2 separate regions of the Homo sapiens genome follow, and region 1 is linked to region 2. The links are chromatin loops, found by intact Hi-C in ENCODE. Cell type or tissue: GM12878. All regions are shown on one strand. Region 1 overlaps ANAPC10 (anaphase promoting complex subunit 10). Region 2 overlaps LOC105377462 (a long non-coding RNA gene).

The links. A loop is a pair of places that touch in the nucleus more often than their neighbours do. Peaks named below come from ENCODE experiments on the same cell type or tissue, not always from the same donor. Only the 100,000 strongest peaks of a DNase experiment are listed, where the experiment ranks them.
Region 1: it touches region 2 in a loop (2.3-fold over the local background); 2 of 110 quality-filtered maps call a loop at or near these places.

The regions. Positions count from the first base shown.
Region 1 is chr4:145,039,527-145,044,526 of GRCh38, reverse strand. The region is part of intron 4 of ANAPC10 (anaphase promoting complex subunit 10); the gene reads left to right. Among named protein-coding and RNA genes, the nearest start is that of ANAPC10, 56 kb to the left of the region's middle. RefSeq lists a silencer at 3,022-3,071. In GM12878, no CTCF peak of the experiment used is centred here; a DNase peak (open chromatin) is centred at 2,966.
Region 2 is chr4:144,353,605-144,358,604 of GRCh38, reverse strand. All of the region lies in intron 2 of LOC105377462 (a long non-coding RNA gene), which reads left to right. Among named protein-coding and RNA genes, the nearest start is that of GYPA, 220 kb to the right of the region's middle. RefSeq lists a silencer at 2,092-2,161 and an enhancer at 1,038-2,944. In GM12878, no CTCF peak of the experiment used is centred here; a DNase peak (open chromatin) is centred at 2,064.

The DNA of each region.
Region 1 (5,000 bases), 690 kb before region 2:
TGATTCAGTTAGCAGACTGTGGGTGGAGGTGGGTCATGGTGGGTGGGAGTTGGGGGGAAGGAAATGCAAAGGATAGAAAGGAGAATTTTGGAGGGAAATTAATCAGACAAAACGTTAGAGAGAAACACACATTTTTTGAAATGATTTTAACCTTCTTGAATCTCTAAAAAGTACTGTCTTTAAATTTTTCATTTTTTTACCCTTGTTCTGTATCTTAAGCCCTTTTGTTAGATTTGATAGTCATTGTTGCATTGAGCTCTTTTCTGAAAGGTAAGAACGTATTTTTGTCAAACACATTGCTATAATGAGTATGATGTGTGGCTGCCATTCTTCAGTCTTTCTTCATTTACATGTATCATCAATATAATGCAAATACTGTCAAGGGCAGCATTATCTCCTTGAATCTATTTTTTGTTTTGTTTTTTAGTATAGGTTTGTATTTGTGCTGGTGCAGGAGGAAGGGGGAAAGTGTTGGGAAGAAACATAGAAAGAGAGAAAGAACATTTACTTTCTAACAAATTTTGACAATTTGTTTTTCTCTTTTTTTGGTAATGATCAAAATTATATATTAAAGAACTTCCCAAAGCAATATATCAGCTTTTATTAAAGAAAGCAAGTATTTTCAAATGCTTTAAGAAACTTGGTGAACTCTAGTATAAGGGTTTGGTTTTCAAAGGGAAAAAAAAGAATTTTATCTGGAAACATTTTAGGTAATATGGATCCTCCAGTTAATCTATGGGAAATTATGCAGCAGATATCAGCCTTCATTTGTAATACTGTAGGAGGGTGATAACTTTCCTGTTGCATTTTCTTTTTGTAAAAGACATCTTTTACTTTGTCAGAAAACAACAGTCAAGTTGTAAATGGTCTTCAAAAATAGTAATAAAAAAAGATTTATAATGGAAAGAATTGATGGTATATTTCACCTAAAGTAAGAAAGACAATGTGTAATAAGGGATTTTGCGGTTTTACAGCTCAGTGCATGTGTTTGAAAGCTGTTCTCTCAGCAACGTGGGTGGCAGGTTATGCTACCATATAATGTATTGTAGTTGGCTCTCCACACTTGTCAGGGTTAGTGTTCAACCATTCGGAAAATTTTCCCATTGTTCTATCATGTGAACCAAGACTAGTGTAGAATTCCCAATAACTTACAAAAAAAGGATTAATTAGAAAGTTTGAAATTTGATTACTTATTGTTTTAATACAGTACTATGTATTTTAGTATTTTATCTATAATTAGAATTGTTTTTTAGTCAAAATAATGTATCAAAATCAAAACTTCATCTTATTTTTTAATAGATTTTACAGAAATTTGTATACTGAATCCTGCCTCTTTTTTTTGTATTAACACTGTTTCCATCTTAAGCATTTTGCTTTAGATGGACCATAGCTCTTGGCAGCTAGTGCATTTTTAGCAAATAATACTGTTTCTAGTAAGAGTTGCAGAGAAAAAAAAAAACTTTGTGTGAGGTCCTTGTAAACTGAACCTTTGGAACATTACTTTATTTCTTTTTTCCCCTCTTTTGTGCTTCTTCGCTATTTGTGTAATGGTTATAAATTACATCGTTTGAAAAGAAGAATTAAAAACACTTTATTTTGTTTTTTTTTTAGACAATTTTTTCTTTACCTGTTATTTTAAAGATGTACAGAGAAATAAGCAGTTAGGGTATTGAAATTCCATTGTGCCAGCACCTCCAGAGCATAATCCAAAAAAAACAGAAAACCGCCTGCTGGGTTGTCTGCAGTATGCTTGTGTGAACATCAGTGTCTGCTGTTCACACATCATTTTTTTTTTACTGAAAGTTCCTCTTGGAATAAAGACTCTGTGTTTTCTGAGTGTAGTGAAACATTTGTTGGTTCTTATATTTTTCAATTTGTGAGGGATTCTGTTTATAGGATAAGTTGTCATGGCTATATGTTGCACTAATGTTATTGGCACATCAAAAAAGTAGAGAAAAGGCTTGTGTATTTATATACTATAAAATAATGAAAAAATGAAATTAGAAAGTATTGAAGGTGAGAAATTTTGTTGAAGATATATGTGAAGAAGGATTGATTTAAATATTGATGTTTGCCCTTTAAAATCTATTTTATTTATAAAGTATATCTTGGCTGGATTATACATCTGAAAATATCATAAATGTCTTGTATTTCACTTGGAATTCAGATTCTTAAGTATGTTGGCTTCTTGATAGTATTGTTATGAGTTAGTCAAATTTTTCAACTGACCCTACATAATCAAGGAACGTTCAGGAAGTATATTTATGGGTGCTTAGAATAATTTTTAATTTTTGATTATGTTTCATATCATTTATTTTTACTCTTATGCTACTGAGTATCACGTTAGATACAGGCAGCAAACTTGTGAAATGTAGTCTAGTGTGTTGGCAGTCTCAACCTTCATTCAGATTCATACAGCATCAAAACAAAAAATTATTTACCAGATAATAGGGAACTTAAGGTTAAAATTTGGTAAAATGGATGTTGTGATCCACAGTCTCCCCAAAGGTTTATTGGAATTATTCAACATTTTTTGTTTTTAACTTTCTATATAGAAGTTAATAAAGGAATAAATATACATATCTGAAACTGGGTTTTTACCATTTTGACTATTTTTTATAAAGATATAATTTCAGGTTTGTTTGTCTCTGAATTTCACTCTGAGTTTCTTGATCAAAATTCAGATGCACGTTTACATTTCATAATTGTTGTATGAATCTTTTAATTATTGTTTCTTGTGGTTATTTAGGATAATATTGCTGTATATCTGGAACCAGTTATTAAATTTTAGTCAATAGATCCAATAGTCAATGAATGATTCTTGCTCCTCAATTTGCTTCTTATTAGTTGTCTTATTCTCTCACTGAATCCAGAATATGGAAGAGATTGTCATCTAAGCAAGACATATCTTGCATATGCCTTCTAGAAGGGGAAGTGAAAGCACCAAGTCCTTAATGTGTCAGTTTTCTAAGGGCCTACGATGTCTGAGTTTCTTGATTGCCAAGAAGCCTAATTCTTCACAGGGCAACCTGGCATACAGCCATTTCCACACTGGGCTGTTCGTTGGTACTTGTGAATAGAACAAAAACGGTCTTTGCTTTTTCTCCTCAGTTATCAATGATTATCATTTTTGGAAACAAGTTAAAACATTTTTCTCAAAATGATGATTATTCATGTCAAGATGAAGTCAAACTTCATGCTATCTAAGCTGTAAGTAATAGAGTTAGTTCAGTATTTTAAAAATTCATGTAAAATAAAATTTGTTACTTCTCACTCCAAAATATTCATTTTGTAAAATTTCACCTTAACTATTGTTAGACAGATGTTCTAGATTTAGCTAAACACTTTTGAAAGTAAATTATGAGGTGGGTTTTTGGCTAATTTTTATACTTCTATAAGTAAAATCTGTTATATATGAATTATGGGACCACTAGAAGTCATAGATCCTACAAGCAAAGTGTTTGTGGGTCATTGGGTTGGGGAGCTACTTCAGTTGTTTTTTTTAATATAACTGGAGGTGTATATTGGATTTTTACCTCTGCGTAGATCTGTAGTAAGAACTTTGTTCCCATTGTCATGCATTATTTCTGTGCATATTAACTAATAATATAAAACAATAAGTATTATGAGACTTTCACCCAGTTGAATTAGTTTCTTCCTTCTCAGTCCCCTTCAAAGTTCCACATCTCTTTATAGCATATGTAGAATTATGGCTTTTTGAGTTGTCGGTATTTATTCACTTGTACTTATCTTAGAATATGTTCTTTTATTTTTATTCTAGGCATACATACATACTTTAAGGTTATTACTTCGGTGATGTTCAGGATTTTGGTTGGGTAATTACTTTCAAATCCTGGCTAGCTAGGTCACTAGCTAGGTGACCCTTGGGCAGATTGTATAACCTTTCTATGAACTTCAGTTACCTATAAATTAACTATAAATTGGAGATATGATGTTGGGATGATTGCAACAAATGTTTTAAGTGCCTGGAACATACTAGCAGCTCAGTGAATGGTAGCTGAAAGGAGCAAAGCCATTAAAATTTGTTATGTTTTTATAGGTCTTAAAAGCATACAATAGGCTGGGCATGGTGGCCCACGCCTGTAATCCCAGCACTTTGGGAGGCCAAGGCGGGTGGATCACCTGAGGTCAGGAGTTCGAGACCAGCCTGACCAACATGGAGAAACCCCGTCTCTATTAACAATACAAAATTAGCTGGGTGTGGTGGCACATGCCTGTATCCTAGCTACTCAGGAGGCTGAGGCAGGAGAATCGTTTGAACCTGGGAGGCAGAGGTGCGGTGAGCCCAGATCGTGCCATTGTACTCCAGCCCGGGCATCAAGAGCAAAACTCCGTCTCAAAACACACACACACACACACACACACACACACACACATACACACACACTAAAACAAAAGCATACAATAGTTTGCTTTTCTATATAATCTCATGAAATTAAGAGTTTTCATTACATCTAACTGTTTATTTCTTTGGGTTGTTAAAGATCCAAGAGCATGGGCTTTGGAGTCATCTGCTGGAGTTTGAATTCTTGCTCTGCCATTTAACCATGAACCTTGGAATGTTAGCCTCAGATTTCTAGTATCTAAAGTGAAGATTAAAAGAATGTACCTTGGCTGAGTACAGTGACTTACGCCTGTAATTCCAGCACTTTGGGAAGTCATGGCAGGCAGATCACAAGGTCAAGAGATCGAGACCATCCTGGCCAACATGGTGAAACCACGTCTCTACTGAAAAATACAAAAATTAGGTGGGTGTGGTGGTGCGTGCCTGTAGTCCTAGCTACTCAGGAGGCTAAGGCAGGAGAATTGCTTGAATCCGGGAGGTGGAGGTTGCAGTGCTCCAAGATCTAGCCACTGCACTCCAGCCAGGCGACAGAGCGAGACTGTGTTTCAAACAAAAAAAAAAGAGTATACCTCATAGGGCTATTGCAAGGCTGGAAAAAAATCAATACATCTATAGTTCTTACAACTGTGCTTGC
Region 2 (5,000 bases):
CCTAAGAGCTAACCTCACAAGCTACTGATGCTTATTCATAAAGAAAGGCATTTATTTCTTAAATCTCATCTGTTTTTAGTAGCATTTCTATTTCTTCTGGACTATTTTCTTTGGAATTGTTTACTTTCTTCTGCAACACAGACCCCATAAATGCAGGCACAGGCCATTTTATCTATGTTGTGTCCATAGGGGACATGTCCCTATTTCCAGAAGTGGGGTGGATCACAGATAAGCAGCTAGACACGATGCAGCAGTTGGTCTAATTCTTCCAAGCACTCTGACTCAGGAAGGATGGTTCAAAGCATCTACTTAAGAATGCTTTATGCTCTCAATGATGTGGAAAATATATTCATGAATAAAACAGAAATGAAAGTCATCACAAGGATGAGTGAAACCTCGTGGTTGAGGGGTTTTGTTTACAATGCTTTTGGTTTACCTTGGAAGCAGCTTTTTATTACACAGTTAAAGTTGTGTAATCTAGCAAATGGAAATTTTAATTAGCAAATTCATAATGGGCTGTAGGTTATCAACAGGTGGATTCACTTGTCTTCTCGTGAGATTTTTAAGACATAGGCTGTTGACAGTTAAAATTGCTTCAATACAAGATGGCTTTGATTGAGGGTGACCTTACAACTCACCATATTAAGTCACAAATGTAACTGATATAAGTGAACCGGCCCTCCTCCCTGGTGGGCAAGAGTCTCAAAATCACCATGTAATATGCCCCAGTGTAGACCGAGGGGCTGTCCTTTCTTGAGCAGCAAGGGGGTCACTGCAGATGAGGGCTTTAAAGATTTTAGGCAGAGCTTTGTGTGGACACTGGTAAAGAAATTGCCTACATTGTTCTGAAGTTAAACAAAGGGTAAATATAGTGTGTTAATTTGAGTGCTTCCTAAATAACCAGTTTACAAGATCACATACTGAAGTTTATCAAATACACACTAGGGAGACTGTTCATGGACACAAAAGGGATCACCACTCAGCTTCAAATTCCTTCAAGATCCTAACAGCTACCTGTCCCAGAGTCCTGAGGAAATCACTGGAACCCACCTCAAATATACTTTCTTTCTGGCTAGACTTTACTTGGAGGTAGGGTAATAGTTATGGGGTTGTGAGGGGGTGTCACAATTTTAGTTGCCTGTTAGACTTCTACAGTTATTTAAAATTACAGCACATCTACAGACTTATCTAAAATAAAGCACAGTTTTTAAAAATGCATGTAAAAAAAAATTCTTCTTTCTCACCACTCTGCCCCCTTCTGCTCCTCTCCCCCGCACTACACTCCCCGAAGAGACTATTTAACATAATGAGCTGCAGTGTGTGGATGTGATAGCAGTTGCCTGCTAATAGTTATGTTTAAAATTCCTATTTCTTATCTTATTTACTGATTGATGGGAACTTGTGACTTGCAGATCTTCCTCCAGGACCCCATCCCTTTCCTGGGCGGAGTGAATCATTTGACACAGGGAACATTAGACAACACGTTTGCTTCCTCGTTAAATCCCGTTTGGCTACGTAAGCTAGCCGGATGCAGGGCCCCCCAGTTGCATCTGCATTGTGTCTTATCGGAACCACCTGAAGAGCCTGGCCACACAGGGTGGCCTTCCTTAATTTAAAATCCACAGAGAAGATTTTTTTTTTCTTTTTTTGGTCAGCAAACTCCAGCATATGACAAAAGGCATGCATGTGACTTTATTTTTTCAATGGCTACTTTTCTTCTTAAATCAGGCTCCCTGATTTTAACTAAAAAATAAATAAGTAAACAAGAAAACACTGGGTTACTCTCAAAGAGATCACATTTTTAAAAACTCAAATGATTTCCTACAGGCAGTCTGTTTTGCAGTGTATTTTTTTTTCTTGTTTTTCTTTTTCTGCTTTTTTCCCCCTGTAGATTCTGAAAAGAAATAACCGGCTGTAGGCATCGCCTGTGGCTTGCTGGTCGCACTCCTTGGGTGGTCTGAGCCGACTTTATGATTTATTCAGCTAATGGGAAGGGAGCATGACCCCCAGTGGCCACAGAAAGAGAGCTGCATGTGGGTTTAATGCTTTCACCACAAAAATGTCTGCTATGACTAAGCTCTGCGGCTGAAGTCACTGTCTGAATGGTGCTAAAAAGGAACTTAGGCTTAAGTGTGCACTATTTACTATAGATCGGCTCTTGGGATTAGGCCAAGGGGTTCGTACTCAGTTTCAAAGAATAGCATGGAAGCTGCTAGGAAAATTAGAGCTGTGCAATTTATTTTTACCAGTCTCCCTGGTGAGTTACTCAGTGAAGGATTTACCTCATATGCTTTTTTTCTCCCCTGTTACTAAAGAGTCATTTAAAACGTGTCAGTTTGTGCATTTTACAGAGTTTTATTGTGAAGGTATCCCTATTTTTTTGTTTATCACAGCCATGAATCACTGTTATTGTACTTTAATGTTAATTTGAAACTATAAAAGAATGCCTAATGTTGAAAGAAAGAAAAAGCAAGAGAGAGGGAAAGGGAATGAGAGGGGCTGTGGAGTAATGTTCCTTCACCACACACTGCCCTGTGAGAGAGGCCTCTTTGATCCAGGGAGTAGTCCCCCTCCCTGGCAGCATCGTTACTGGTACAGAGGAATGAACACATTTTGCTTCATGTTGATTCTTTTACCGTGAGGGAAAGGGATGGATGGAGTGGGGAGGAGGGAGACAAGGAGACCTGTTTGTAATTTTGACTAAGATGGATGATTTTTACAGTCAGTGTAATACCTGCTGTTGAAGTTCCAGCATGTTTGCTTCTGGTGGACTTTACAAATGTCCAGAATTAAGAAGTGAATCCCTTTGATGTCTGTAGCTCAGGTTCCTGGGTCTAGAATGCTGCCAGCCTTTTCAGAATATGCCTCCATAGTATAAAGTCACTGGCTTGAAAACATTGCACCTATGAAAGCCCAGCATTCCTTTGGTGCTTGATGTTTGCAGCTTAAACTAATTGCAACTTAGAGTTTAGCTCAGCAGTAGCCAGAGTTCATTGCTAGAGTAATATAGAATGCTTCCCCATTCCCCCAGATGTACTAAGGGACTTTATTTTCGGTTATTGCTCCAAACTTTTCCTTGTAAAAACATTGTTCTTATATCCTGACAAATAAATGCCATTTCTTATAATAAGGGTTAACCACTGAGAGAGACTTCAGGGCTGAGCTGGATTCCCCCATTCCCCTTGTAAGTCTTAGTCTTAGTTTTATTATAGGTAAGTCAGGGCTTTGTGATCCTAAACAATCATTCAGCAGGGCAGGGCTTCATTTTCCCCATCTGTGAAATGGAAATAGCAATCCAGGGCTGCATCAGACTAAATGGCTGTTGAGCCGTTAGAGATTTACAAGGTTATCTTCTAAAGAGAGTACTTGATCTTTTATTTTCTCAGGGCTAAAAAGATAGGGAGGGTCAGAAAAACCATGTTCCTAAGTCATGCTGTTCTCCCTGCAGGTAGATTGAAAATTAAAAAATAAAAGAAAATTTTCCCATTGTTTCCCACTTTACCTTCTTTCCTATCTCCTTTCTAGCATTTTACAGATTCGAAGGTGAGAACTTCTTTTCAAAAATGGTGATATCATATCAATAGGACATCGAGAGTAGAGAAATAGCTCAATTAACACCAAGCAAAACCTAAATTCCATGTGACCTCCTGGATTAGATCTTAGGATGGAAAGAGGACATTAGTGGAAAAACTACTGAAATTTTAATACAGTGTGTCATTTAGTTAATAGTATTGTATCAATGTTAATTTCTTAGTTTAGATCAATGTACCGTGGTTATATATGATGTTAATATTAGGAGAAGCAGAGTGAAAGGCCTACAGGAACTCTCTGTACTATCTAGCAACACTCCTATGAGCCTAATATTATCTCAAAATTAAAAGGATAAAAAAAAAACCCTAACAGACAATTGTTGTCCAAAAATCGATCTATTTGAGATCCTGATGAATAACTTCTGTCTCTTCCCCACACCCAGATACTTCCATACTCCAGTCCATTTTCCAAAGCTGTATAGAAAGTTCATTTGGGTAATACCCACAGCTTAAACGGCTATGAAAGCATCCAACTCTGAATATCTTATTCTCCCAGACCAGCTGCTTGTTGCCTGCACCATGATAGACACTGTACTGAGCAATTTAGACTCAATATGTTCTCTGTGGAAATTGCCCTATATGAGAGAAAAATAAATAATGCTATAGATAAAAGCAGGAGAATAAAAACGGCAATGATATTAAATGTTACATTGTTTTTGCAATACACGATGCAGGTATTTTTTACTGCATTCATCAGTGAGTTCTGGTGAGGCCATTTTGCCAGGTGCCATACCTCCAGGACTTAACACAAAACCAGGCATGTTAGTATTTAATAAATATTTTTGGAATGAATGACACTCAGCACACATTTCACATGAGCAGTTCACAGCTGTAACATAAAAGACACACATTTTCTGACAAAGGTTCAGTTTGCACTGACTATTGTATTGTTTTTCTTTCCATTTGTCCTTCTAGCCCAAAGTAAAAAGGCAGGATGAATAATGATGAAGGGAAGATACCACCTGAAATAGAATTGCCTTTCAGGGCTTTTTAAGCAAGGGTTGTTTTTGGCATTGTATATTCATCCTCGGGTAAAGCATTAGTGAGAGAGAGAAATGTGAGAAGAATTGTAAGGGAATGAGGATAATGAGGACCAAAGGAATCTTTCTTCTGGTGTGGGTTTCCCATCCTAATTGGATACCACTCTAACCACCAAGTGAAGCACGCTGGGCAGATGGATCTGCACCAATGCTGTGCCCGTCTACATCTGTGTATTTCTGGCACACAGGTGTTTCAGCTTTATTCAGCCAGGAAGCAGCTTTTTCCCTTTCTTTTTCAGGGCAGGGAGTTTTGGGGAGATAGGAACACCCACGATTGTTTCTCAGAATAAGAAGGAGGTAGGGGTAGGGGGAGGGAACACAGCCCACCCACTGCTTATAGATTCGGTCGCTTTCCCACCGGTCAGCCTTA